2 separate regions of the Mus musculus genome follow, and region 2 is linked to region 1. Evidence: chromatin loops called from intact Hi-C (ENCODE). Cell type or tissue: heart. All regions are shown on one strand.

Region 1 (2,500 bases):
CTGGTAAATATTTACCCATTTGATTATCACAGTAACCCAGTCTGTAGGCAGGACTGTAATCTCCACTTGACAGATAAGGAAACTGAGGCAAAAGCTAAGTCATACACTCAAGGACACACTGCAGATAAATCATTTCACGTAGTTGAGTTTAGCCTAAAGCCACGGAACCACACCTAAAGTCACAGGGCAAGAAAAGTAAGTTCCATTTCTCTACCCAGAGATAGGAGGGAAGAGAAACACTATAAATCAATGGGTTTCACAATCTACAACTTCCTTTTCTTTCTAAGGAAAAGTAAAATGCTTTGCCACCCTCCCCCACCATTTATTTCTTTGATCCAGAAATGTCCAATAGAAAGGCAGAAGATTGTACTGTATCTGACCAAGGCACATTAGGGTCAAGCTTTGGGTTTCTACCTTAAATTGGAAAGATCAGCAGAAATCTAACCAAGTTGCCTTCTCCCTCTCCCTCTCCCTCTCCCTCTCCCTCTCCCTCCTCTCCCTCTCCCTCTCCCTCTCCCTCTCCGTCAAATCATTCACTGAACACACACAGCACTGGCACCCTGTGATGCCCCTGGCTCACCTCTGTGAGTGAGAATTCAGTCTTGCAGAGGATGGTAAATACTTGGAACGCCTAGGACTCAGCATGGCAAGAGATCAAGGCAGCAATATGTCCCTAGGCCTCCAACCCAGCCTGGTGAATTTATGCCCAAGGCAGGCAGGCCTCCAAGGTCAGCTGGAATTGCTTGTCCTGATTTGGTGAGGGGCACAGAGAGGTGGGAGGGTATCCCAGTTCAGAGAGAACAGCTTTGCCTTGATGAAGGTCACATAGCCTGGGCTGGTTCAATTCAAGGTTTCTCAAACTAAACTCTGTTGGTGTTTGACATTGGATACTCAGTTCTGGAGGCCATCTGGAGTGCCATGCCATGACAGAAACATCCCAGGCCTCCACCACTAGATGCCAGCAGTGACCTCTTGTTGTGACAAAAAAAAAAAAAAAAAAGAAGTCAGCACTCTACAGACCCAAAGATCAAAAGAACCCTTCTGCTGAGAACTGCTGACTTATTATAATAACTCCAGAACTGATAAAGATCTGTTTAGACCAAAAACCTCTGGACTAAACCTACTATTCACCTAAAATTCCCAGACATTTTAGGATCAGCCATGAAATGACACCTCACATTGGCTCCAAGTTGGAGTGAGGGGGACAAAGTCGTTTGTAAAGGGATCTTCAGGAATATCTATCTCTTGGGGAGCTGCACATACCTCATCCTGGGTCCTTTCAAGGATCTACCACAAATAGCCTAAAAGAAAAAATGTGCTAGTTAACAACAAGGCCCTAGGTGATAAAAGGACAGCTGAGAAAAATAAAAATTTTAAATCTTCTGCCCAACAAATGTAGATAGAAACTGGAATGACTTCCCTCCCCCACGCTTCCATTCCTGTCATCTTTAACATATGCTAGCATCCAGTTACTGAAGCATTGAAGACAGGAAGCTGGATAGTGCATAAGACTCGGGAGTGCATGACTGGAGCCATGAAGGGACTGAGAGAAGAGGCATTCTGCGCAGACATGTTCCCTTCATGCTGCCTATCGTGTGTGTAACCCAGTCTGTTCTATTATCATTCTGGGCATCTTCAGCACCTCACTTCCCTAGGACAAGAACCCTAAGGTAGTGACTGATGCTTAGCCACACCAGTACCCTCACCAGCCCTCTGGAATGTCTGTGCCATTGGTGGTCTTTAGATTAGATCTAGGGATGAGTCAAGAGTAGAGTAGATCCAAGGATGAGTCAAGAATTAGTTTAGTCCCAGAGGGAGTGTCCATCATTGTGCTGGGAAACCATGTGTTAACGGACCCTTTCTTTCAACAACCAGATCCATTTCAAACTCAGAAAATTTTCCAGATGGGAAAGAGAAAGCATTGCAGACAGCTTGTTCTAGGCGTTGTCCAGAGAGGTATAATTGTCATCTGGGATGGGCAAAGTTCCAACCTGACCGTGATCCTGAATTATTCCTTCTCCTTGAGTGGAGATAAAAGCTGTGGGCAGAATAGGTATGACTCCTGTGACAGTGTTCTATATGGCACAGGGATTTATGTAGATAGACTAAGGTCCTTAGTTCATGTGAAGGGGGATCACTCTTAGTGGGTGTGGTGGTTTGAATATACTTGGCCCAGGGAATAGCACTATTAGGAGGTGGGGCCTTGTTGGAGTAGATGTGGCCTTGTTGGAGTAAGTGTGGCCTTGTTGGAGGAGGTGTGCCACTGTAGGGATGGGCAATAAGACCCTCCTCCTAACCACATGGGAGGCAGTCAGTCTTCTAGCAGCCTTCAGATGAAGATGTAGAACTCTCAGCTCCTCCTGCATCATGCCTGCCTGGATGCTGCCATATTCCATCCTTGATGATAATGGACTGAACCTCTAAACCTGTAAGCCAGCCCCAATTAAATGTTGTCCTTATAAGAGTCACCTTGGTTGTGGTGTCTTCACAGCAATGAAAC
Region 2 (2,500 bases), 82 kb after region 1:
TACAAGGCAGATTACCAGTCTCAGCAGAGCAATGAGCAAAGGCCTGTGCTCCAGCCATGCAGTGGACCCACTAAGATCTGGTATCTGTTAGGCTGAAGGGGCTGAGAGGAGGAATATAGTAACTATAAACCAGTAACTACTGTAAATAAAGGACTGATCGGCAATCTGAAACCTGTGAACCTGAGACAGACACGAAGGTGCAAAGGTTGACCGAGAAAAATAGAAAACAGACAAGGAAGGTGGCTGGATGGAGAACATGGGTAGCCAGGTAATAGACGATATGCAGATAGATAGTAGATTAATTGCTTATTTGATAGATGCTGTAGAGATGACTCGTAGATTATAGATAGTAGATAAAAATTAGGAAAACGGCAGGCGATTGTTAACTGGTTGATAAATGATTGGTAAATTATACACACACACACAGAGGGTGGAGGGAGGGAGGGAGGGAGAGGGAGAGGGAGAGGGGGAGGGAGAAGGAGAGGGAGAGGGGGAGGGGGAGAGAGAGAGAGAGAGAGAGAGAGAGAGAGAGAGAGAGAGAGAGAGAGAGAGAGAGAGAATATGAATGAATTTCAAAAAAGAATTTTAAAAAGCTCCTTAAGTTTAGACCAGATCACACAGAGCACAGGATAATGGGGGTGGGGGGCGGTTTGGGAAAAACACTGGTGTGGCTCCCACAGCCTTGGGGGTGCATGGGGAAGAGTACTGGTCTGCCTTCTATAATTTTGCACCTCCTTCCTCCCCTGGCTCCCCAGCTGAGCCTTCCCCCACCTCCCAGGCTCCAGTCTCCTCTTCTAGAGTCTCTGTCATTTTTTGAGATGGTGCTAACAGCCCTTTTTACCTAACTCTGTATCTCAAGAGTAGCAATGAATTTCCACAGGCGGCGGGACTATTCCGGACTCTTCCCCTCAACTGTGCGCTGTTTACTTCCTCTGCGCTTCCCCTTCCTGCCTCCTGCTTGGATCACTACAGCCTTGGTGGGGGTGGGTTGACCCTTCTCTCCAGTGCCTTTTGCCAATGAGCTCCCTCCAGGGGCTGGATTCCTAGCGAAGGCTGTGGTGGTAGCAACGGGGCTTCATTCTTAAAAATTCTTGGCCATGTAGCCTGTCCTGGGCATCCTGCCAGATGGCCAGGGATTTGAAGGTAAATGCCACACCCAGTGCTCTAAAGGAATCCTCAGGGACCAGGCTGGCTGGGTGCTCTCCGTTCTACCTGTGAACAGCACGTGTCTGTTCCTCTTTCTTTCAGGCCATAGCAGAGCCCCATGGTAGCCAGGTGGGAGAAGGGGAGCGAGGACGCGCCACTTACCCTGCAGAAGATTCCTGACCTACAGAGTGAGTGACCAGGTAGTAAAGGGCTTGGAGGGCAGAGGGCTATAGACTGGGGGCAGGGGTTGGAGGATAGAGGAGATGGCTGCCCTGCAACCTTCCCTTAGCTCTTGTTTCCCCCTCAGAGAGATCCTGAGCCATGCACTTGCAGGAGGCCACAAGTCCCAAGCCCTGATTGCTTGGATCCCAAAGCCAGGTGCTCAGGCTTGCAGCCAGAGCTTACCAGAAACAGGAAGGCACACGGTTCACCCCAAGCCAGTTCAACCCCCCCCCCCCCCCAGCAAGAATGAGGGAGAGACAGAGGGAGAAACAGAAGCCCCAGGAACAAGGCCACAGTCCCCAGAATCTGGAAAGCGCTGTACAGAAGGAAGCACCTCTTCGGTGTGCAGGACACTCACGTTTCACTTGTCCTGGAAAAACTTAAGCCCTTGTTTTGGATTCAGTGGGCTGAGTGGCATGCCTGTTCCCCAGAGCTCTCCTTCCTCTGTCTTTCTCCTTAAGCACAGCCGGTCGCTTGCACACTTGCAGGTAAGCTGTGCTTGCCTGTGGCAGAGCTCCTGCCACAGCCTGCCTCTGCATTCAGCATGGTAGGCCCTTTCCAAGCCTCAGCAGGGTTACTTTCTCCCTCATTATAAACTAAAGAGTATGGTCTGGGGCACAAGAAGGAACTTCCAAGCTTCCTGCAATGTCCCTGGCTCTAAGGAATAGATCCTAGGAAGTGTAAAGTAGGCTTCAAGAAGTTGAAGCTCTAAGTAACTTACACTCTTCCTTTCAATGAAAACAAAACATGTCTTTTCAAGAAAAAAAAATTTCAAAAAGACCATTTCAAGGGGTGTTCACAATGAAACAGGAAGATTTAATGGCCTGTGGCACCATTTTACATCCTGAGCAGGTGCTGGCCTTCAATGGGGACTCTTGTTTCCATGAAGAGATTTGCCTGCATTCATTCTAAAATGAATTTTATTGCCAAAATGCCCCTCTACCAGAACGATTAGTGCCTGAATCATAAGATAATGCATACCCATTTATTGCTTTTCAAAGGGGAGATTCCCCCCCCCCCGATTCTTAGAATGCCAATGAGGTAGGGGAAAACCATGCCAGTCAGGTAGAGTTCCCCTGTAATCGCCAACGTTATCTTTTCCGAGGAATGTCGGAGTCATCAGTTTCCGTCA

The links. Hi-C counts contacts between places; a loop is a spot of excess contacts. Peaks named below come from ENCODE experiments on the same cell type or tissue, not always from the same donor. Only the 100,000 strongest peaks of a DNase experiment are listed, where the experiment ranks them.
Region 2: it touches region 1 in a loop (2.2-fold over the local background); 2 of 42 quality-filtered maps call a loop at or near these places.

What each region holds. Positions count from the first base shown.
Region 1 is chr16:95,208,419-95,210,918 of GRCm38, forward strand. The region is part of intron 3 of Gm31641 (predicted gene, 31641); the gene reads right to left. Among named protein-coding and RNA genes, the nearest start is that of Gm31754, 31 kb to the right of the region's middle. In heart, a CTCF peak has its summit at 940 (motif pointing right); no DNase peak of the experiment used is centred here.
Region 2 is chr16:95,290,563-95,293,062 of GRCm38, forward strand. Kcnj15 (potassium inwardly-rectifying channel, subfamily J, member 15) reads left to right here. Exons shown (of 4, transcript NM_001271691.1): 3 at 1,249-1,346. Among named protein-coding and RNA genes, the nearest start is that of Gm31641, 32 kb to the left of the region's middle. In heart, no CTCF peak of the experiment used is centred here; a DNase peak (open chromatin) is centred at 1,029; H3K27ac peaks cover 1,269 bases.